Linked DNA regions of Homo sapiens: region 1 is linked to region 2. The links are chromatin loops, found by intact Hi-C in ENCODE. Cell type or tissue: B cell. All regions are shown on one strand. Each heading gives the region's core, and the rest is flanking DNA. Links, peaks and the distances in the headings are about the cores only.

Region 1 (12,556 bases), core at 4,182-9,181, 50 kb after region 2:
AGAGAATGTTGGCCTATAAGTCCAAAGACCCGGACCCCAGATTTTGCTCTGCCCAAGAGTCTATAAAATTTGGGACAATTTCCTCTTGCAGCTCCATTTTCCTGAATTGTTTTAAAAAATGGGGTTGGATTAAATGAAACTTTATGTTTTTGAACCTCTCAGCTGTATTACTGTGTGAACAGTATTTAATGACTTTTAAGCTGCTCTCTGTTAAATGATACATCCCCTGTTTAATTCAAAGGAATATTGTTGACAGTAGATAAAAATATAAAAAGTAACTTTGAAAATTAGATTGGAAATTAGAAATATATTATCATCTCATGTCTTTTGTTATTCATAAACTACATAACATGAAACTTCACATGAGGAAGTAAACAAATGTCTGAGAGAAATCTTGGTGACAGTGATGGAAAATAAATAGAAACAAAACGGTCGAACAGGTGAACCCACAATGACTGATGAACGGGAAAGAGCAAATATATGATAAATTCTTTTCTAAATCGATTCTTTTGTGATATTCTCACCTTGAGATTTTAATATAAGAACAGTGATTATCAAGATGCTTAACAAAGTTTGCTAAGAGAAGGACACAACATACAAATTTGGATTTCACCCAACAGTGATTCAGGAAGCATTGTATTAATTCAATTGTCTTCATAGTTTGGTAGTTGCTGAAATTTCTATGGTCTCAGTCTTCATATAAAAATTCAAGGCTGAGCCCAGTGGCTCACTCCTGTAATCCCAGCACTTTGGGAGGCCGAGGCAGGAGAATCACAAGGTCAGGAGATCGAGACCATCCTGGCCAACATGGTGAAACCCCATATCTACTAAAAATATATTTTTAAAAAAGTAACTGGGCGTGGTGGCGCACGCCTGTAGTCCCAGATGCTTGGGAGGCTGAGGCAGGAGAATTGCTTGAACCCGGGAGGCAGAGGTTGCAGTGAGCCGAGATCACGCAACTGCACTTCAGCCTGATAAAAGAGTGAGACTCCGTCTCAAAAAAACCAAAAAAAAATCATATGAAAATGAGTTCTCTGTATAATTTGTTTAACATAACTCGTTGTGGTTGAACTAAAAAATGTTGAAATGGGTGATAATCAAGGGTGGTAAAGGTATATGTGGAAACCAATCAAAGTTAATTAATTTTATCTCACTGTCATAATGTTCTCAGAACATCAAGAAACTGGAGGACTCAAAGAGTTACTTGGTTTTTAAACAGCAATTAGCTAGTTTCTACTCAAATATAATGTGGCAATTTTTAACAACCTTGAAGAGTGACCATACTTGGTATATCTCTAGATACGAAGAAATAATGTTCAACCTGTTTTGAAGATGATGCTGATTAAAAGGCAGTGTTCTTGGCAGTATTCAGTAAGTTCTCTTGTATCTATAGACATTCATTAACTGCAGAGGTTCATTAAACAACTCCATGATAATGAAATTTATTTTAACTGAGTGATTTTGAGAACGAGAGAGTTGAGAAAAAATACTGACTATTTATTGTGGTTTTAGAGCATGAGGAGGAGGGAAAAAATGGGATGATTTAAATTAAGACAAGATCAGGGCTAATATGATACTTTTGGGGCCTCTAAATTATTGGTCTAAGGATTATCTCGAGAGAAGCAGAAGGCAAAATTCCCTCTGCTCTAGCCTCAGATTGTTAAAGCAGTTCCAGTTTGTCTTATTTGTTAGGGAGCGGGCATGCACCTTCTATAAGTCCTATTGGAAGAAAACATATTGCTAAGATTTCACCTTCAAAAAACATTTATTTAGTGTTTAAAGGATATGTATGATTAAATGCTGTGTTTAACATACCCACTCAGGATGTAACCTTTCTGGATTTTAATTCTATGTGTACCACTTATACTCTATGTGGCACTGTAAGTTAATATTTCTAAGCTTTCCATTTATTTGTATAATGATAATATTAACTAATACTTATTAATAAATTAACATCTCAGGTACTATTATAAGTGCTTAATATGTATCTATTTAATCCTCAGGACAATGCTATATGGTAGAAATTATTATTCTAATTTAATGAAGGAGTGTTTGAGAATTTAAATAAGTTCCCATAGCTAGCAAATATTGATAGATGACCTGGGATTTGAACCCATAAGGCCTGATCTCTTTAGCTGGCACCTTTAACCCTTATACATCAATAATTCTCAAGATATTGGAGATAGTGATAGTATTGCTTTATGAAATAAAATGATTAAGTGAAGCAATGCACATAAAGTGCCAAGTATAAGGCCTGGAACAGAGTAAATTTTCAGAACTGTAATGTAAACTATCACTTGCATGTATTGTGTATCCAATATATTGTAGGCCCACTACAAACATCTAATGTAATCTTCAGAATACCACTACATTATTATTTAAATGTACAAGCTGTAGAAAAATAAACTATCTTAACAGAAACAAGATAATGAATGAATGAAAGAATCAGGATTTGGATAAAGTGTTTTGATTCCATGGCTAATGCTCTTTCTGCTGTGCATTTTCTCCCCTATGCTCCACATTATCATAATTCTAATAACGTACTTATTGACAACAAAATGATGTGTATCACTTGAATGTGTCTTCTTCATAACGCAAGGATTTTTATATATTTATGGAGGTGATTTAATATATTGACTAGAACTTTAACCCTTGTGTGCATATTAATATTCAATGGTTAATTACATAGAAGTCTGAAAACAACTAAATCATTAATTTTGGAGAGTGAAGCAGAACTAGGACATTCTTTTGCTTTTTAAATATCATTTAAGTTATTTAACATTAATATACTATACTCATTGCATACATAAATGATTGAAAAAGTGAACTGATAAGCTAGGAAATCAAAAGGGGGATTTATAAGCAAGAATGGATTGATTAGTCCATTGTGAAATATTAATCAAATACCTGCATATACTGTTACTTATTCAAATTGTACTCACAATTGGAATCAATTAGCCTCTGGAATTTGAAAGCCGGTTTCTACCAATCCGATCCATGGGGATACCAAATCGCCTTTTTGGATGATCTACTACTTTCCTGAAACAAACCAAGGAGGACATTTTTAAACTAAAGGGCAAGTTATTGATCATTATTTTTGTTCTTTATTTTATGTAGCTCTGGGGGCTTTCTTTGGGAGTTGGAATAAACATGATAGTTCCCACTCACCAGTACTCACTATGTGCCAGACACTATCTCATATTTTCAACATCTGTGGGAGTAGATATTATTAGCTCCATTTTACATATGAGGAAACTGAGGCTTAGAGAAGTTAACTTATTCAAATTCAAATAGACCAAACCAAAAGCCAGGTCTTATCAGCATACGAATCTGCCAACTAAGTGCTTTAGTTTGAGAAAATCCCGTCCCCCTTCAAATTTTATTTTTCTGTTATTTTGTGAATATTAAACTGGATAAGTAGTTTTTCACAAACTTTGCTTCAGAATGGCTCATCTAAAGAAGGATGATGGTGGGAGAGGAAAGAGTATGATGCTAAGACTGAATGTAGAGGTAAATATACCTCTCATGTCTTCCCTTAGACTCCACCCAGAGAAGCTTTGTATGTGATGGTCGACATTTGCTTATATTCTCTTTGTTAAATACTGTTTGAAATAAATTAAACATCTTCATTATTAAAATGAAGTATAAAAAGTCCACACAGTACTACCAAAGGTCTAATATAACTTCCAGCTTATATTTTCTATCAATTACCCCTTTAAAAATAAGATGCATTTTAGAAACTTTTCAATTTGATTTGCTAATATTATCATCACTTAGTTCTATCAAGCCAAAATCCTAACAAGAGAGGATCCAGAGCTTTGATCGTATAACTTTCACTGGCCTTGGAGTTAAGAGAAGTGTGAATCTTTATGAAGAAAGAGACAGCAGGGAGAGTCTAAGAAGCCTATGTAAATCAGTGATTTATCTCACAGAAAAGGTAACTGGCTTATAAAATTGTGAGGCTTATTGTTGACAAAATATACATGCAGAAAAGAGGTCAGAAAGGAGGGCATATTATAAAAATATTAGACATATACAGATTTTAAGTGTAATAAATTCCCAGACCAAGAAACAGAACATTGCCAGCAGACAAACACTTTTGCAATGAGAGATAAACTTAAAAGGTTATTCTCCCACCAAATGTAAGGATTTCTGCTGGAGTACGATGGTGTGATCATGGCTTACTGCAGCCTCAACCTCCAGGGCTCAAGTGATCTTCCCACTTCAGCCTCCCAAGTAGCTGGGACTATAAGTGTGTACCACCATGTCTGATTAATTTTTTTGAATTCTTTGCAGAAATGGGAGTCTCGCCATCTTGCCCAGGCTCATTTCAAACTCCTGAGCACAAGCGATCCTTCATCTTGGCGTCCTGAACTGCTGGGATTAAAGGTATGAGCCACCATGCCTGGCCTGCTTCAATTTTTTGACCAATAATGATATACTTCATTGCTTGAAAAGCTCAGTGATGTAGGACTTAGTATCTAACAAGACAACTTAATTTTCAGCAGTTTAAACAGTCAAGAAAATATTTGCTTCAGAACATTTTCAATAGCTTCTTTAGTTCTTTTCTAATTACTAGTATTATATTATTAAACTATACTTATTTACCAATAATTACTTTATACTAATTTAAACGCTAAACATGAATGAAAACCTCAATGCCCTCGAGGCTTTTCTTATTATGATCTAATTGTTTTTTCTATTATAATTTACTGTGTACCTGATATGTAGAAAGGTTCTTTTTGTGGCTGTTTTGGGTGGAAGAAATGAGTCATAAATAGCCTTTTCCCTCAAAAACCTATAACTGACTATTCTCAGATTGATGATGATTTAACGTAAATAGTAGAGGAAAATAATTATGTCATTTTTTTTCCTTGACTACACAGTCATATCGGTGCTCCTGATATTACTATGAAGTAAATAACTTATTAAAGGTCTCGGAGGCCCGGCGCAGTGGCTCATGCCTGTAATCCCAGCGCTTTGGGAGGCTGAGGTGGGCAGGTCACTTGAGGTCTGGAGTTTGAGATCAGCCTGGCCAACATGGTGAAACCCCATCTCTACTAAAAATACAAAAATTAGCAGGGCATGGTGGCGTGTTCCTGTAATCCCAGCTACTCGGGAGTCTGAGGCATGAGAATCGCTTGAACCTGGGAGGCTGAGTTTGCAGTGAGCCGAGATCGCACCACTGCCCTCAAACCTGGGCGACAACGCGAGACTCTGATCAGGGGGAAGAAAAAGTCTGGGAAAGTATGGAGAATATGAGAGATTTTTATTGTTGTACCTTGTACATTGAAAAAATCTATAAACATTGATAAGTTCTAATTAAAATAATGTATTTAAGGACAACTAATATTTACTTAATACCTTCTATGTGCCAGATGCTGTGCTTGGTGCTGTTGTATAAAAGGCTAATAAAAATAGACATGGAACCTGATACGGTGTTTATACTCAAACAATATTACAGAAATAGGGCCATATTACATATTTCAACTTATTCAACCTTCTTTTCTGCTGATTTACGTCCATCTTCCTTTCTAGGTTGGCTCTTATTATCTGTATCGACTATATGTGTGATCTTTTTTTTCTCCTAGATAAAAATTTGATCAATTCGGTGAGAAAAAAACTAGGAAAAAAGTATTTAATCCTTATCCTTACTCTAGCTACACCCTTGCCTCCCTTCTTCAGATTCCTGAAAAACATATCCTCTTAAGTGGTGTTCTATTGTTTGCACTTCTACATTTCTTGATGAAAAATTAACTACATATTTTTCAACTTGATAACCAAATAGGAAACATGTTATTTGTAAAATTAATATAAATTTTATGGTTTAGAGTCATAAGAAACCATGCCTATCAGTCATGCTCTATGTCTTTGGTGTAATTATAAATAATGACTATTGAAAGAAAAGAAAAACTGTCTCCTTTACATTTTAAATTATCTTTGTCCACATAAAGTAAATATATAGATTCTTAATTACGCAGTTATTTTCCTCGTGGTAGTCAGAATAATGACTTCTCAGAGATGTCCACTTCATAATCTCCAGCAATTATAAATATGTCACTTTATATAGCAAATGCATTTTGCAGACAGGATTAAGGTTAAGGACCTAGAGATGAAAAGATTATCCTGGGTTATCTGGTTGGGCCAATCTAGTCACCAGTCTATAAAAGTTGCTAATCACTGACTAAGAGTGAGTCAGAGAACAGCAATCTAAGGATTTAACCGCCATGGCTGGCTTTGAATGGAGCCATGAATCAAGGCTTAGATAATGAATCAAGGAATGCTGTGGCCTCTAGTTCTTCTCCTCCTTCTCCTCCTTCTCCTCCTTCTCCTCTTCCTCCTCCTTCTTCTTCTTCTTCCTCTTCTTCTTCCTTTTCATCCTCCTCTTCCTCTTCTTCCTCTTCCCCTTCCCCTTTACCTTTCCCTTCCTCTTCTTCTTTTCTTTCTTTCTTTCTTTCTTTTTTTTTTTTTGATACAGGGTCTAGCTCTGTCACCCAGGCTGGAGTGCAGTGGCACCATCTCAGCTTCTGCAACCTTCGCCTCCTGGGCTCAAGCAATTCTCCTGCCTCAGCCTCTTGAGTAGCTGGGATTACAGGTGCGTGCCACCATGCCTGGGTAATTTTTGTATTTTTAGCAGAGACAGGGTTTCATCATGTTGGCCAGGCTGGTCTCAAACTCCTGACCTCAGGCAATCCACCCACCTTGGCCTCCCAAAGTTCTGGGATTACTGGCGTGAGCCACCACACCCGGCCTACTAGTTCTTGAAAGCAAATGGGGATCTTGGTCCTGCCACTGTAAGGAACTGAGTTCTGCCAACAACGTGAATGAGAGGAAGTGAAAAACCAACCCTCTCAGATGTTTGAAGGACTCACAAGAAAGGGAAGGAAATAGCGGCTGGGGAAAGCAGTCACATGATACCTGCACTGATTCCCCAAACTCCCTTTAGAAATAGATGATGTCATGAAAAAATAATACGTTTACTCTTTTTTTTTTTTTTTTTTTTTTTTTGAGACAGAGTTTTGCTCTTATTGCCCAGGCTGGAGTGCAATGGCACAATCTCAGTTCACGGCAACCTTTGCCTCCCGGGTTCAAGCAATTCTCCTGCCTCAGCCTCCGGAGTAGCTGGGATTACAGGCGCCCACCACCACGCCCAGCTAATTTTTTGTATGTTTAGTAGAGACAGGGTTTCACTATGTTGGCCAGGCTGGTCTCGAACTCCTGACCTCAGGCGATCCACCCGCCTCGGCCTCCCAAAGTCCTGGGATTACAGGTGTAAGCCACTGTGCCCGGCCTCTTTTACTCTTTTCGAGATACGTATGATTAAAACAGAACATTCTTTGGTCTCTCCTACCAAAATTTATTTTCTCAAAAATGAAGGTAAATAAGTGAAAATGTGTTTTTCTTTTTTGCTTTACTACAGTTGATCTTTCCCTGCTCAATCAAATAAGAGGCAGCTGCGGTATAGTGGAAAGCAAAATAAATTCTGTTTTACTTCCTTTCTTTCCTTTTTCCCCATTCTCTCCTCACCTCCTTTCCCCCAGATTTGATCCAAAATGTATTAGAAACCAGGAGATGGAGGATTTGTGTTCTACTTGATTTACTTACTGATAGTATGACCCTCTGCAAGTCTTTTATTCTAAGCTACTCTTTCCTTTTTGATAAAATTCAGATAATAATTGCTATGCCTATCTTCTGGAGCTGTTTATTCACTTAACAAACTTATTTGTTAAGTGATATTTGATTGTTTCATGCATTACCATGTATTACACAGACTTAACCATGTGTTATGTGTTGTTATGTGCATTGGGGATACTACAGTGAATAAGACAAAGGTTACCTCTCAGGGTTCACATTTTACATTGAAAAGTGGTAATCAGGTAACACATGTAAAAACATTTCATACATTTCAACTGATACTAATTTTTCCTACCAGTCTAGTCCAGTGGTTTTCAATTTGTAGTTATTTCTATAGATAAAAGCTTTATAAAAGAGAGCAATATCTGAAAAGTTAAGTAAAGAATTGTCCCAGTAAAAAAGTATCCCTCCTACACAATATATAGTGGCCCCTGACAGACCTTCCAGAAACACCATAGGTTCCTCAGAGCAGAGTTTAAGTGAAAACTACTGGTCAAGTGGATAAAATAGTAACTCATGGTTTTACCCTAGCAACAAATTCATAATTACTTTGATTCATCTTATCAAATTGTGGATTGGTTGCAAATGCTTATAGATATCTGGACATCAAATAAAAATAAATAAAACAAATATATATATAAAAATCAATTCATTTTAAAATTTTTAGTACTAATACAAAATAAAAATAATTTTCATAAAGCACATAATCAGAAACCATAATAGCCTGGTTAAATACTTTCTATACAATCTATATCCATCAGAAGTGAAACAGAAAGCTAGTAGTTAACATTTTTGTTGATATGAAATATATATATTATATATGAAATATAAATATATTTATATTATATTTATAATATATATATAATGGTGCTACATTCTAAAACACATTACTGGCATGAATGTAGTGTATGAAAAATTAATGTTAGATAGAGAATATAATCTTGAAACCAAAAGAGAAAGCTGTACTTTTTGACTATCTAGTCCCTCTTGTGACAAAATAATGGTATGACATGGCTTATATGATATATGCATTTAAAACAACCCACGTTTTCCATTCTGAAATATTCTGTAAGTAAAGTAGATTAAGGATATAGAATATTTATCAATTTAATACAATCACAATGATTAGATTGTTTATTTTAAATGAAACTAATTTTCACACGAAAATCTAAACTTCCTATGTGAAACAGGATTTTCTTTAACATTTATAATCTTGGATAACTCCATTTCTAAAGGTATTTTACATTCCAAAAAACAGCAGGTGGAAAAATGTTTTTAAACTTTTTATTGAGAATCACTTCACACATACAGAACCTATACATTTGTCTATGCTCAATTTAAAGAGAGTAAAAATGAACAGCCCTATTCCCAGCCCCCAGCATAAGAAATAGAGCATTACCACTACTTTAGAAATTCTGGTATTCCTTCTCCCAAACTGCAGCTGTCTCATGGCTCAGTCCCAGAGTAATCCATAGACTAAATTTTGGTCTAATAATTCCCTTGATTTCCTTCATAATCTTAGAATCTATATGTATTCTTCAAAAATCTGTTGTTTTCTTGATAGTTCCAGAATTGTACTTAAAAGGAATTGAGTACGATGAACAATGTACAGCATTGTGACTATAGTTAATAATGTTGATATTAACATGTAAATAATGTAAATATTAATTATTGTGTTATTAATGATGTTAATAATAATGTATACTTGAAATTTGCTAAGAGCAGATCTTAAGTGTTCTCACCAAAACAAAAAACAAAAAACGGTAGCTGTCAGGTGATAGATATGTGAGTGTGGTATCATTTCACAATGTGTACATATATCAGAACATACTGTACACCCTAAATTTATACAATTTATATTGTCAATCATAGCTCCATCAAGCTGGGACAAAAATTATATATGAATTTTTCTCCACTTCTTTCAGCAAATATTATGTGTTTTGAGATTTCTCCAAGATGACATGTGGAGCTGTAGTTCCTTTATTTTACTGCTGTATAATATTTCATTGTGTGAATACACAACCATTTGTTTATCCATCCTACTGTAGATGGAAATTTGAGGTATTTCCTCTACTTGTTGTTGTTATGTACTGTTCAGCTGTACCTGCCTTTGGTGTTCAAGTAAGGATTCCTCTACAATATATTCCCAGTAGTATAATTGACAGCTATGCTTATACTTAATTTTATTACATAGTGTCATATTATTTTCCAAAGTTATTGTACAAATTTACGAACTCAAGAGCAGTGTATGATAGTTCCTATTATTTCAAATTTATGCTAATCCTTGTATTGTGGGATTTTTAATTTTGCCAGCCTAATGCTTTGGTAATCATATCCCACTGTGGTTTTAATTTACTTTCCCTGAATACTAATGATGTTGCTCAGCTTTTCATTTGTTTATTGGCCACTTGGATTTCTTCTTTTGAAAGTGCCTGTTTGAATCTGCTGCCTGTTTTTCTAATGTTTTTTTTTTCTTTTAAACATTTATCTGTAGGAGGGCTTTGAATACTCTGAATATTAGACTTTGAGAGTTATAAATTTCAAATATCTACTCCCATCTGTGATTCATCTTCTTTATTGTGATTTTTTAAAAAATCTTTGATGTGGTTTTAAAACATCAATATTTTTGCATCTCATGTAATAAATCACCTCTACCCTAATATTATGAAGATATTCTCCTATGTCATAAAATATTTTTGTAGTTTTGCCTTTTACATTTCAGTTTTTAATACGTTGAAATTAATTTTTGCAAGGCACAGTGGCTCATATCTGTACGACCAGCTACTTGGAAGATTGAGGAGGGAGTATCCCTTGAGTCCAGGAGTTCCGATCAGATTGAGCAATATAAAGAGACCCCGTCACAAAACAAAATAAACAAGAAAAAATTTAATTTGTATTTATGGGGTGAGTAAAAAATCATGTTTCTTTTTAAAAAAATCTATATTCATGCCTAATGATTCAGAAATTTTAGATTCAGCTCGTCAAGTTCTATAGAAATCCTATTGCTGCTTTGACTAGAATTGTATTGAATCCAGGTATAATTCATTTAGGGAAGAATTGAAATCTTTATGATATTGAGTCTTACTATCCAAGATCATTTATTTAGAGTGTTTTTAATGTCTTCAAATAAATTGTTAAAATGTTCTCCAAAAGACCTTTTTGTGGTTGTAAGTGGCATCATTTAAGAATATATGTTGTAGGCATTTTTTAATGGTGTCCCTTACTTGGTTAAAAAAAGTTTCCTTCTATTATTAATTTACTAGTGATTTCAATCATAGGTGGGGGTTTAGCTTTATTGAATGCTTTTTCTGAATCTATAGAGATGATGTGATTTATATCTTCAATTTGTTAACTCCATTAATTGATTTTCAAAGTAAATTAAGCTTATATTGTATTTTTGTGATAAACAACATGATAATGGTATTTTTTTTTAAATACATTGCTATTTGTTTTGCTATTTTTTTTGGTAGGAATTTTCTATCTGTAGTCATTAATGAGGCTGTCCTACAATTTTCTTTTCTTGTTCTCTCCATATGTGGTTTTGGTGTTTAGATAATGTTATTCTCATTAAATGAGTTGAGAATTGCACCTTCTTTTTGGTTATCCTTCTGTTATTTATTTAATCACATTGTAGTTTGAGAACATGTTTTGTATGATAACCATGCCTTTAAAACTTGTAAGGCTTATGTTACAGAATAGCACTTCGTTGAAAATTTCCATGTCTAGATGTTGTTTGATTGTTCTTAATAGGTGTTTCGGGTGTCATTAAAACTTTTTTTCCTTCCATTTGTTGGATACAATAACTTTTAATGATCCTGTTTATAGTTTCGAGTTCCAAGAAAAGAAACTTGGAATCAGAGTGTGGAAAATGTTCCTTAAAATCAATAGTCTGATTTCACTACTACAACTTAAAGGGGCACTAAAATGCTAGTCCTCCTTTAAGAAAGGCACAGAGCTGGCCAGGCGCGTTGGCTCACGCCTGTAATCCCAGCGCTTTGGGAGGCCGAGGCGGGTGGATCACGAGGTCAGGAGATCGAGACCATCCTGGCTAACATAGTGAAACCCCGTCTCTACTAAAAATACAAAAAAAATTAGCCGGGCGTGCTGGCGAGCGCCTGTATTCCCATCTACTCGGTAGGTAGGCTGAGCCAGGAGAATGGCGTGAACCCGGGAGGCGGAACTTGCAGTAAGCCGAGATCGCGCCACTGCACTCCAGCCTGGGCGACAGAGCAAGGCTCCGTCTCAAAAAAAAAAAAAAAAAAAAAAAAAAAAAGTCAAGGCACAGAGCTCCACCAACTTTGAGTTCTATCCAAAATGAGAGAAAACAGAAATAGCTAAAAAAGAATGTTCTTTCAAATAGTTCAGTAATTTAGATTAGTAAAACAGGGAAGTTAATTATTATAGTATAAACCTTACATGAGTGTACTAGCCAGGCTCCAAGGTGGAACCCAATAATTCTACCATTATGTAGTCTCCTTCCACATTGAATAGGGCTGACTTCTCTAATCAATAGACTATTGTGGAAATGACACTGTTGGAAGTAATGAAAGCTATTGCAGCTTCTGCCTCACTTTGTTGGATCACTTATTCCGGCGGCAGCTGGCTGCCATTTCCTAAGTGCATGCTAACAACCCTTTAGAGAGGTTTACATGGCAAAGAGCTAAGGCCTCTCGCCAACAGCCAGTGAGGAACAGAGACTTCCTGCCTTCAGCCAAGTGAGTGGGCCATTTTGGAAGTGAATACTCCAGCCTCAGTATAACTTTCAGATAACTGAAGCCCTGGCCAACATTTTCACTGTAACCTTGAGAGAGACCCTGAGCTGGAAAAAAATGAGTCAAGCTTTTCCTGGATTTCCGATGCACAAAAAGTGTGTGAGAACAAAAATGTTTATTGTCGTCAATTTTAGGTAATTGTTGCATAG
Region 2 (12,556 bases), core at 3,299-8,298:
GAGGCGGGCGGATCACAAGGTCAGGAGATCGAGACCATCCTGGCTAACTCGGTGAAACCCCGTCTCTACTAAAAATACAAAAAAAAATTAGCCGGGCATGGTGGCGGGCGCCTGTGGTCCCAGCTACTCGGGAGGTTGAGGCAGGAGAATGGTGTGAACCCAGGCGGCGGAGCTTGCAGCAAGCCGAGATCACACCACTGCACTCCAGCCTGGGCGACAGAGCGAGACTCCATCTCAAAAAAAAAAAAAAAAAAAAATTACCAAAAATTTAGTTAATAAAACAAATACCAATTGTTCAGTATCTAACTTCATCTATAACTCAATGTTTTGATAACATTGAAGAATCTTCACAGTTCTCAACACTCTTGTGGTGAGAAACTCAGTGAAACTTGTGGAAGACAAGGTAGTGGCACTGTGACTCAATGAAGACTGAGCAAAATGGCATTTTGCAAAGCCAGGGATGTCTGAACTACTGTATTTTTTTCCATTCAAATCTTTAGGGCACCAGCTAGAATGAGACAAATTTTCTTTTCTAGTTTCACTAAAGCTTATGCAAATTCTTGAATCTGTTTCACCACCCGGAAAGACAGCTAAAATCCACCTAAAGAGGAACAGGCTGGGTTAGTCAAGGAAAGAAGGTGACATATTTTGGTTAGGGCAGTAAGTCACTTTCATAAATAAAGAAGAAAAAGTGATAAAATGGAATGCACACAAAAATAGATTTATGGAGGAAAAAGAGTAACCATACCAAGAATATTAGTTTTTTCTCAAACTGCTATAAATAAATACCTGAGAATGAGTAATTTGTTTTAAAAAGAGGTTTACTTATTGTATGGTTTTGCAGATTGTAAAGAAAACATAGAGCTTCTGGGGAGGCCTCAGAAATCTTACAATTATACCTGAAGGCAAACATAAAGCAGGCACATCTTACATGGCCAGAGCAAGAGCAAGAGAGAGAGGGGGCAGTTGCCACACACTTTTAAACAACCAGATGTCATGAGAACAGCCCCAAAGGGGGAATTCTACCTCCATGATCCAATCACCTCCCACCAGGCCCCACCTTCAACACTGGAGATGACAATTTGATGTGACATTTGGGTGAGGGCACAGAACCAAACCATGTCATTCTGCCTCTGGCTCCTCCCACGTTTCACATCCTTCTCACATTGCAATACAGCCATCCCTTCTCAGCAGTCCCCCAAGTCTTAACTCATTCCAGGATTCACTCAAAAGTTAGTCCAAAGTCTCATCTGAGACAAAGCTAGTGCCTTCTGCCTATGAGCCTGTAAAACTAAAAACAAGTTAGTTATTTCCAAGATACAATGGATTTACTGGCATTGGGTAAATACTCCCATTCCAAAAGGGATAAATTGGCCAAAAGAAAGGGGCTACAGGCCAGGCACGGTGGCTCACACCTGTAATCCCAGCACTTTGGGAGGCTGAGGTGGGCGGATCATGAGGTCAGCAGTTTGAGACCAGCCTGGCCAACATGGTGAAACCCCATGTCTACTAAAAATACAAAAATTAGCCAGGCATGGTGGTGGGCGCCTGTAATCCCAGCCACTCGGGAGGCTGAGCTGGGAGAATCGCTTGAACCAGGAGGCAGTGGTTGCAGCGTGCCGAGATTGCACCACCGCACTCCAGCCTGGGTGAAAGAGCGAAAACTCCGTGTCAAAGAAAAAATGTATATATGTGTATATATAAAAAAAAATGTTAAAAAAAGAAAAGAAAGGGGCTACAGGCACCATGCAAGTCTGAAAGCCAATGGGGCAGTCATTAAATCTTAGAGCTCCAAAATAATCTCCTTTGACTCCATGTCTCCTATCCAGGGCACATTGATGCAAGGAGTGGGTTCCCAAGGTCTTGGGCAGCTCCACCCCTGTGACTTTGCAGGGTTCAGCCCCCGTGGCTGCTCTCAAGGGCTGGTGTTGATTTCTTGTGGCTCTTCCAGGTGCAGGGCACAAGTTGTTGGTGTATCTACAATTCTGGTGTTTGGAGGATGGTGGCCTTCTTCTCCCAGCTCCATTAGGCAATGCCCCAGTGGGGACTCTGTGTGGGGGTTCCACCCCCACACTTCCCCTCTGCACTGCTTTAGTAGAGGTTCTCCATGAGGGCTCAGCTACTGCAGCAGGCTTTTGCCTGGACATCCAGGCTTTGCCGTACATCTCTAAAATCTAGGTGGAGGCTCTCAAGCCCCAACTCTTGCACTCTGTGCACCCACAGGTTTAACACCACATGGAAGCTGCCAAGGCTCATGGCTTGCACTCCCTGAAGCAGCAGCCTGAGCTGTATCTGGGGTCCTTTTAGACGTGGCTGGAGCTGAAGCAACTGAGCTGTGAAGAGCAGTGTCCAGAGGCTGCAAAGGGTATTGGGGCCCTTGCCCTGGCCCACAAAACCATCCTTCCGTCCTAGACCTCTGGGCATATGATGGGAGGGACTGCCCCTAAAGGTCTCTGTAATGCCTTGGAGGCCTTTTTCTTACTGTCTTGGCTATTAGCATTTGCCTACCTTTTATTTATGCAAATTCCTGTAACTGCCTTAAAATTCTACCCAGAAAATGGAGTTTTCTTTTCTACTATATGGCTGAGCTGCAAATTTTCCAAACTTTTATGCTCTGCTTCCCTTTTAAATGTAAGTTCAAATTTCAGATCACTTCTTTGCTCCTGCATAGGAGCATATGTTGTTGTTAGAAGCAGCTTGGCTACATCTTGGATGCTTTACTGCTTAGAAATCTCTTCTGCCACCCTAAATCATCACTATCAATTTCAAAGTTCCACAGATCCCTAGAGCAGGGGCATAATGCATTCAATCTCTTTGTTAACAAATAACAAAAGTGACCTTTGCTCCAGTTCCAAATAAGTTCCTCATTTCCATCTGAGACCCCCTTTATCCTGGACTTCACTGTCGATATCATTATCAAGATTTTGGTTATTACCATTCAACAAGTCTCTATGAAGTGCCAAGTTTTCCCTCATCTTCCTATTTTCTTCTGAGCCCTCCACACTCTTCCAACCTCTTGTTACCCAGTTCCAAAGCTGCTTCCACATTTTCAGGTATCTTTATAACAGTGCTCCACTCCTTGGTACCAATTTTCTGTATTAGTCCATTCTCACAATGCTATAAAGAAACATCTGAGACAGGGTAATTTATAAAGAAATGAGGTTTAACTGGCTCACAGTTCTGAAGGCTTTACAGAAAGCATAATGGCTCTGGGGAGGCCTCAGGAAACACAATCATTCCTGAAGGCAAAGGGAAAGCAAGCACATCTTACATGGCCAGAGCAGGAGGAACAGAGAGAATGGTGAGGTGCCACACACTTTTAAACAACCAGATCTCATGAGAAATCACCCACTGTCATGAGAACAGCAGGGGGGAAATCTACCCCATGATCCAAACACCTCCCACCAGAATCCACTTCCAATATTGGGGATTACAATTTGACATAAAATTTGGGCAGGGGCAAAAATCCAAACTGTATCTCCAAGTTAAAGCAGTGACTGTTTTTTTTGGAATTCAATGTATACATTTTTCACAAGGTTATTGTGGGTCTATTATTGTGCTAGGTACGACATTGGGTGTTAAATGTATAAGAATCTTGGCTTACCTTTTTTCCCTAAAAAATAAAAAGATGAATATATATGCTACAACTAGGCAACAGTTGATGATAAGAAAGGATTCATCAAAATATTGCCACAGAGTGTTCAAAGGGAAAGGATCTCAGATGTAATTAGCCTAAACATCTTACATGTTAGAGACAGAAGCCCAGCGCTTGGAATTCTCAGTGTTATATGACAGAAGTAGAAAGTGTTATTTATTTTCTAAAGCAGGTGACCAAGAACACTTAACCTGTTGAATGACAATGTAAATACTTATTTAAGTGCATTATCACAATAAATAAGGTTTTTAAAAAATTAATTTGGTTCGTAAATAGAGATTATTTCAGTTAGGATAATCGATGATAAAATAATTATCCACTTTAACTAACACTATGTGCCAGGTGTAATGCTGAATATTTTATTATCTGTCTTCTCCTTTAATCCACACCACAGGCTAGAAGTTGTGTAGTGCAATGAAAAATGAGGCATTACTATCCTTGTCCTCAGGCCACCCAGAATTTAGAGGGAGACCTACACTTTGACTTAATTACTAACAAATATATTGCAACAGGTAAAATAACACATTATATTATGCTACAAGAATATGAAAGAAGAGGCAATTAATTTTGTCCTAAAAAGAGAATCAAGGAATTATTTTTGGAAAATATGACCTTGGATCTCACATTTTTAAAATAATGAGTTTACCAGGTAGGCTAAATGAAGTATAAAGATCTTCTAGACAAGGGGAATTGTGTGAACAAAGAAATGGTCTCTTGAAAGCATTCTCCTCTCTCTACTGAACAGTGAGGAAAGGTCTAAACCAGCTATCAGGGTAAAAGAAAAGAAAAAGCTGAAATGAGTGTGAGAGAAGAGCAGATGAGACTCAAGAAATTAGTTCCTAATAAGAATAAAGTTAAGAAAGTGGCCAAGGACAGAAGTATTAATATTACTCTATGAGTCAGATACCCCTCAGGGACAAAACTTTTAGGATAATCCACAGTTCAAATCCAAAAGACACACACAAGGAGAAAAGGCACAGAAGTTATAGGAAGGCTCTTCATTTGAAGAGATTCTCATTTAAAGAAAAGGTTTTTTTTTCTTTCTCACAGATGTTGACATTGTTTCCCAAGCGCAATAAGCATCATTACAGTTTATTGCCTGTTCTATGAATGCATTGAGGTGTTCATCTGTTTTTAGTTAATTTGCCTATCAAATAACCACAGTCATGTTTGATTCCTCTCTACCTCACTTGCTCAATGCCAGTTATTTCCTCCATTTAGGAGAAAACCAGCTAAATATGCCAGCCTTGGATTTCTCTTGCTATCTTTTCCTCTAGGCAATGAGATTCTGGATTTGAAATTCCCAGGCCTGCCTAATTTTGGAGACACTCAGCCTCCCGCTTTCCTTAAGAAAGACCTATTTTGTGTGTAAAATAATCAGACTTCCCTCCAGCAGGTGGGGTTTGAAATAATTTTATAAGGAGAGACATGGAAGCACAAACAGAACCACAAGTGTTCTCTTACTCTATTTCTTTATTCATTTGTTTAATTATTAGATATTTCTGGGCAAACAATTATGGGCCAGGAATTGTGGTTACTGGAGATAGTAACCGTATGTTCACAGTCATGAACAAGGTAAATATACACAGTGGCATATTGAAGCTTGTAGTGCAATGGAGAGAAACACTGTACAAAAACATAGAGTAATTGATTTACGGTTGAGATATGAGCTGTTGAGGAAATGTACACAGTGGAGTGAAAGGCTCTGACAGGATGACCTGCTTAATCTGGAGAAATCAGGGGAGATTTTGTTGAAGAAGCCACAACTTTAATTGAGGCTTAAAATGGAGTATGTGTGTATGTGTGTGTATGTGTGTGTGTGAGTGTGTGTAAGTTGGGGAAGGGGAGTATGCCTCCCTGCAGGTGCAAAGTCCTTGTGGCAGAAAGTTGCTTGACATTTTTGAAGAACTGAAAGAAGGGTATTTGTGGTTGAATTGTGAAAAGGGGAAGACAGATACAGATGAGATTGAGAGGTGGGTGAAGGCGGGTAATGTAGGATTTTCTAGATCATGTTATGACTCGCAATATTTATCTATGGGTAATGGAAAACAGTTGAAGGATTTTAAATGGTAGTATTACAGACTGATAATTACATTTCCAAAAGATTAACAGCTTTTGGAGAATGAAGGGGAGAAACAGTGAACATGAGACTTCTTATTGAGGGTATTTCAGCAGTGCAGGTGTTTAAGATGATGCTTTCTTGATCTAGGGAGCAAGTAAGATAGAAGGAGTGAAAGGTTTGAGAAGTATTTAAGAGACTTAATTGATGACTTTGTGATTGATTGGAAAAGAAGACGCAACAGAGAGGAAAGAGTTTCTTCAATGAATTACTGGGTAAATGGTCATGCCATTTTCTAAGACAGTGAATACTGAAAAATAAATGATACATTAGGGTAAAGATGAGTAGTTCAGTTTGTGACATGGTTGAGAAGCCTTGTAAGAAAACCAGGTGGGAAAGTGTCTTTGGATGCACAGGTGTGGTACAAAAGAGGTGGGGAGAGAGGTATAACTTTTGGAGTCACTGACATGTAGAAGGTAATTAAACCCATGTATCTACTAGGAATATATCAAAGCATGATAATAAAAGAAAATCTAGAATCAAACCCTGAGAAAGTTCATCTTTTAAAGGTCAGAGAAAGAGGAAATGCTAAAAGAAGCCGAAAAAGTATAACCAGGAAAGTAGGAGAAAAAAAGAAAACTAGGGAGTTTTCCAAGGAGCAGGTCGTTGTCAGCAATGGAGACACTGCAGAGATACCCAGGAAAATGAGGACAGACAAGTGCTTATTGGATTTAGCAGCAATAAGATTTTTAGAAAGGGCTATTTTAGTATTTCAGTGAAGGGAAAGATGAAAGTGAGATTCAAAGGGATTGAAGAGTAAACATGTGAAAAGTATTAGAGGCAGAAAATTATTTTAGGAAGTTTGGCCTGAATGGGATGGAAAGACTAGACATAGTAGGTAGAAGATTATATGAGTGTCCTAATAAAACTTATTTGGTGTTTTGTTTTGTTTTAAGATGGAAGACAAAAAGTTTGTTGTTGTTGTTGTTGTTGTTTAAGACGGAGTCTTACTCTGTCACCCAGGCTGGAGTGCAGTGGCGCGATCTCAGCTCACTGGAAGCTCAATCTCCCAGGATCAAGCGATTCTTATAACTAAGCCTCCTGAGTAGCTGGGACTACAGGCGCCTGCCAACATGCCCGGCTACTGTTTTTGTATTTTTAGTAGAGATGGGATTTTACCATGTTGTTCAGGCTGGTCTCGAACTACTGGCCTTAGGTGATCCACCAGCCTCTGCCTCCCAAAGGGCTAGGATTACAGAAATGAGCCACCATGCCTGGTCAAGATTTTTTTTTTTTTTAGTGATACTTGGGAAAATTATGTAGAGAGAGAGATTAAAGATGCAAGCTATAAAAGGAATTGATAATATAAAAGCTCCTGAGAAGATTGGAAGAATACATATAAGAGACCCTGATCCTTGATAGGATGGACCTTTTCTAGAACTACCATCACCCTGGAAGCTGAAGAAAGTAAGTGACAACATGGACATTTATCATAGCTCATAGCTCCTGTTGGCCAAGGAGTCCACCCTTTAAATGGAGTCACAAATCATTTTCTTGACAGTTTTTTTCTCTGGTCTTAATTCTGAGAGTCTGGTTTCCTGCTGCTTACAACATGCTTAGGCTTAGAGAGTTTTTTTTCTTACAAAGGCACTGCTAATTTAAATTTGCGTCTTCTAATAGACCCTGGAGTTTGAATCCAGTTTTTGCTCTCTTCCTATTACCAGGGCCTTTATATTTCAGTTGAATCCTTGCTCAGTGGTTTCCCCTTAGGTAATGATTCTAAATAATGTTTTATTTTCCATCATGTGATACAAGGGTAGAACGGTATGTCTAATCCTTGACTTGAAATCCTCAGGCTGGACCAAAATCCCCTACTCACTTTGTTTGTTTGTTTGTTTGTTTTTGTTTTTGTTTTTTTGAGATGGGTTTTCATTCCTGTTGCCCAGGCTGGAGTGCAATGGCGCGATCTTGGCTCACCGCAACCTCCCCCTCCCAGGTTCAAGCGATTCTCCAGCCTCAGCCACCCGAGTAGCTGGGATTACAGGCGTGTGTCACCACGCCCGGCTAATTTTGTATTTTTAGTAGAGACAGGGTTTCTCCATGTTGGTCAGGCTGGTCTTGAACTCCTGACCTCAGGAGATCCGCCCCGACTCCCCCACCCCCGGCTTCTCAAAGTGCTGGGATTACAGGCGTGAGCCACTGCACCAGGCCCTCACTTCTACTTAGGCATCTTTCATGTTCTCAACCACTATTGAAGATACTGCTTGAAAATAGACTAAACTTCCACATTATAGCATGTTTATGTTTGAAAATTCCTGCTGCCATGCTCATCCACTAGATCAAAGCCCCTTCTGGATGAAATGTCTGTATATCTCATGGCTCTTCTTAATAAAGATGAGACAGAATATTTACAGATTTAAAAAATATAATCAAATTTCAAGTTTGGGGATATTACTGCCAACTTTACAGAGACAAAATAGTTACAAAGGAATATTATGAATAATTGAATGCCAACAATTAGAAACCTATATGGAATGGATAAATTCTTAGAAAGACAAAAATTAGCAAATCCAAATTAAGAAGAAATAGAATTGATCTATAGAAGTAAAAAGGTTGAATCAGTATTTCAAGATAACTTCCCACAATAAAACAACAGATGAATTCACTATTGAATTCTACCAGATGTTTAAGGAAGAATTAACACTAATCCTTTACAAACTCTTCAAAAACTTAAAAGAGAAGAGACCATTTTCAATTCATTCTACAAGGCCAGTATTGCCCTGATATCAAAACTGGACAATGACATATATAAAATAAAACTACAGAGCATCTCTTATAAATATAGATGCAAAAGTTGCTAATAAAATACTAGTAAACAGTCCAGCAACATATAAAAAGTAACACACAACATCACCAAATAAGATTTATCCTGGAATACAAGGTTTATTTAACAAACAAAAATTAATCAATGTTATACAACATATTAACAGAATAAAGGATGAGAACTTTATTCTTTTTTTTTTTAAGACGAGGTCTTTCTCTGTTGCCCAGGCTGGAGCGCAGTGTGCGATACCTGCTCACTGCACCTTCTGCCTCCTGGGGGAATTTTATTCTATAGTCGTCTCAATAGAGGGGAAAAGGCATTTGACAAAATGTAATAGCATTTCATAATAAAAACACTCAACAAACTAGAAACTGAAGGGAACTTCCTCAATCTGGTAAAGGGCAGCTACAAAAAAATCCAGAATTAACATCATCCTTAACAGTAAAAGTTGAAAGCTTTACCCTCTAAGCTCAAGAAAAAGACAAAGAGGTCCACTTTCACCACTTTTATTCAACATTGTACTGGAGGTTCTAACCAGGACAATTAGGTAGGAAAAAGAAATAAAAGATACCCAAATTGAAAAGGAAAGAGTAAAACTGTCTCTATTTGTTGACATGATCTTCTATGTACAAAATCCTAAGGAATCTATGAAAAAATAAATAAACAGAGCTAATAAATGGGTTCAGCAAGATTGCAAAATATAAGATCAATATGCAAAAATCAATTATACAAAATCAATCAATACAAAGATCAATATGCAAAAATCAATTATAGGACAATTTCATGTCCTAGCAAAGAACAACGCAAAAAATAAAATTAAGAAAGTAATTCCACTTGAAATAGCATCAAAAATATAACATATTTAGGAGTAAATTGAACCAAAGAAGCATAAGACTTGTTCACTGAAAATTACAAAACAACATTGAAAGAAATTAAAGACCTAATTAATTATAAAGATATTCTGTGTTCACAGATCCAGGCATAACATTTTTAAGATGGAAAAATTCTCCAAATTAATTCACAAATTTAGTGCAACCTCTACCAAAATCTTAGCTTCCCTCCTGCAACCTCTTTTTTTTTTTTCAGAAATTGGCAAGCTGATCCTACAATGTATATGGAAATGCAAGGGATACAGAGAAATCAAAACAGCTTTTCACAATAGACCATTAGAAGTCTCACACTTTCCAATTTCAAGGCTTACTACAAAGCTACATTAATAAACAATATTTTACTTGTATAAGAATGGACAAATTGGTCAATGGAATAAAATTTATAGTTCAGAAATAAAACCATACATCTATGACAAGCTACCAAGACCATTCATGGGGGAAAGAATTATCTTCTAAACAAATGTGGTGAGACAACTAGATATCCACATGCGAAAATAAATAAATAAATAAAGGTGAAACCCAACCTCACACCATATATAAAACTTTACTTAAAGTAGATCAGGCCGGGCGCGGTGGCTCACGCATGTAATCCCAGCACTTTGAGAGGCTGAGGTGGGTGGATCACGAGGTCAGGAGATGGAGGCCATCTTGGTGAACGTGGTGAAACCTTGTCTCCACTAAAAATACAAATAATTGGCCAGGTGTGGTGGTGGGCGCCTGTAGTCCCAGCTACTCAGGAGGCTGAGGCAGGAGAATGGCATGAACCCAGGTGGTGGAGCTTGCAGTGAGCCGAGATGGCGCCACTGCACTCCAGCCTGGGTGACAGAGTGAGACTCTGTCTCAAAAAAAAAGAAAGTGGTTCAAAGACCTAAATTTTAGAGTTTCACTATAGAACTCTTAGATAATAATATAGGCATAAATCTTTGTGACTTTCAAGTAGCTAATAGTTTCTTATAGTACTCAAAAACAAGAAACACAAGAAAAAATAGATACATTGGACTTTTTTCAAATAAAACCCTTTGTTCTTCAAAAGACATGATCAAGAAAGTGAAACTACCCTCAGATTGTGAAAAAATGTTTTCAAATTATGTATCTGATAAGGAACTAGAATCCAGAATACAATGAACTCTTACAACTTAACAATAAAAATACTCAATTTTTAAAAAGGGCCAAGTATTTGAACAGATGTTTCTACTTTATTTCAACAAATTCAGGCCATTGTTAACTCTTTTAAATGAAAAAAAGAACTCCAAGCACCGTCTTGTCAGGATGTCAGAAACTCTACTTTTGCTTCCTTCCTTCCGCTATTTTTTTCATTTAACTACATGTAAGGAATTCTACCAAGAATTAATAGTCAGAGAGAAGTAAAAATAAAATTGTTCAATTTTCTTACTACAAAAAAAGTAATAAGGCCAAGAGCTTACTGGAGTCTGAAAGTAATTATTCAAATCAGTTTGAGTCACCATACAAACACTTATCTGTGCTTTTCTTGTCACTCATCGTGAGAAATAGTCAGATGCAAGTGAATCTTAAAGCTATCTGTTCCCTGTAAATTATAACTTGACGAAGCCTTCATTGACAAAATGGAAATGCCATTTATATCCTGTAATTGATACATAGACTGAGTTATTAAAGTATTGCTATTGAAAATACAAAGTTCAAATGTTTCTAAGTTTTCTTTAAAATGGGGGTCTCTGTTATTGGAGCAATCATTTTCTATCTCTGTGTTTCCCCAATTGTGATATGTGGGCAAGAGATCATGTGGGTTAAGCATGTAGCTCTGCGTTGGGTAGATCTGGGTTTCACTTTTGGTTCCAAAACTGTCTTCTTTTACTGTAAAAGATGAAAAATTATAGTTGTGCAATTGTTGAGGGATTGCTATGGAAATTAAATGAGGTACTATTTGTGAGGTGCTTAGTACAGGGCCTGGCATGTGATGATTGCTCAATAAATGGCAACAATAATATTGCTATATACTATAAATGTGTATAACAAGAACTCCTCAAACAAATATTCTAACTTCATTTATCCATCCAATACAATCGATAGTAAACATCTGCTTTTATTTGAATGATTTGGTTATGCACTCATGACAAGAATTTAGTATTTTATTAAGGAGAGAGAGAGATAAAAGATTTAATTAAAGATCTTTGCAGACTTTTCCCCAAAGTGGATGGAAATGGTCATGAAACAGGGACTTCTTTGTCTATGTCTCTTTTTAAAAATCAATTCATTAAAAATTTGACAAAATTCTGTACATCTATTGTGTACAACATGATGTATTGAAATATGTATACATTATGTTATGACTAAATTGAAGAAATTAGCATATGATTCCTTCACATACAACATTTTTGTGTGGTGAGAACACTTAAAATTTACTTCTTTAGTGATTTTCAACAATAAAATACATTGTTATTAATGATATCACTAGGCTGTACAGATTTCTGAAACTTAACTTCTGCTATCTAACTGATATTTTGTGTCTTTTAAACATCTCTTACACATTCTCCCTTCCCCACAACCCAAGCTCCTGGTAACTACCATTTTCCTCTCTGCTTCTAATAGTTCACATTTTCTTAGATTCCACATAAAAGTGAAATTATGACAAATAAAAATATTTGTCCTTCTGTGTCTGTTTTATTTTATTGAACATAATATCCTTCAAGCTTATATATTTTATCACAAATGAGAGGATTTTCTTCTTTTAAATGACTGAAGACATTTCAATTGTGCATATATACCACATTTTCTTTACGTTTTCATCCCATCATAGACATAGCTTGATTCAATATCACGGCCATTGGGAATAATGCCGTGATGAATATGTTAGAGCACTGAACATATTAATTTCGTTTGTTTTTTATTTATTTATTTATTTATTTATTTATTTATTTATTTATTGAGATGGAGTCTTGGTCTGTTGCCCAGGCCGGAGTGCAGTGGCGCAATCTCCACTCACTGCAAGCTCTGTCTCCCAGGTTTACGCCATTCTCCTGCCTCAGCCTCCCGAGCACCTGGGCCTACAGGCGCCTGCCACCATGCCTGGCTAATTTTTTATATTTTTAGTAGAGATGGGGTTTCACCATGTTAGCCAGGATGGTCTCGATCTCCTGACTTCGTGATCC

The links. A loop is a pair of places that touch in the nucleus more often than their neighbours do. Peaks named below come from ENCODE experiments on the same cell type or tissue, not always from the same donor. Only the 100,000 strongest peaks of a DNase experiment are listed, where the experiment ranks them.
Region 1: it touches region 2 in a loop (5-fold over the local background); 4 of 110 quality-filtered maps call a loop at or near these places.

What each region holds. Positions count from the first base shown.
Region 1 is chr3:191,240,520-191,253,075 of GRCh38, reverse strand. It overlaps OSTN (osteocrin), which reads right to left. Exons shown (of 5, transcript NM_198184.2): 4 at 2,943-3,039. The coding sequence ends at 2,955. Among named protein-coding and RNA genes, the nearest start is that of OSTN-AS1, 12 kb to the right of the region's middle. In B cell, for the core only: CTCF peaks have their summits at 8,412 and 8,615; DNase peaks (open chromatin) are centred at 6,394, 6,855 and 8,635; H3K4me3 peaks cover 578 bases; H3K27ac peaks cover 2,575 bases.
Region 2 is chr3:191,289,185-191,301,740 of GRCh38, reverse strand. The region is part of intron 4 of UTS2B (urotensin 2B); the gene reads left to right. Among named protein-coding and RNA genes, the nearest start is that of CCDC50, 34 kb to the left of the region's middle. RefSeq lists enhancers at 2,083-2,142, 2,153-2,332. In B cell, for the core only: no CTCF peak of the experiment used is centred there; DNase peaks (open chromatin) are centred at 4,830 and 5,590; H3K4me3 peaks cover 2,045 bases; H3K27ac peaks cover 4,062 bases.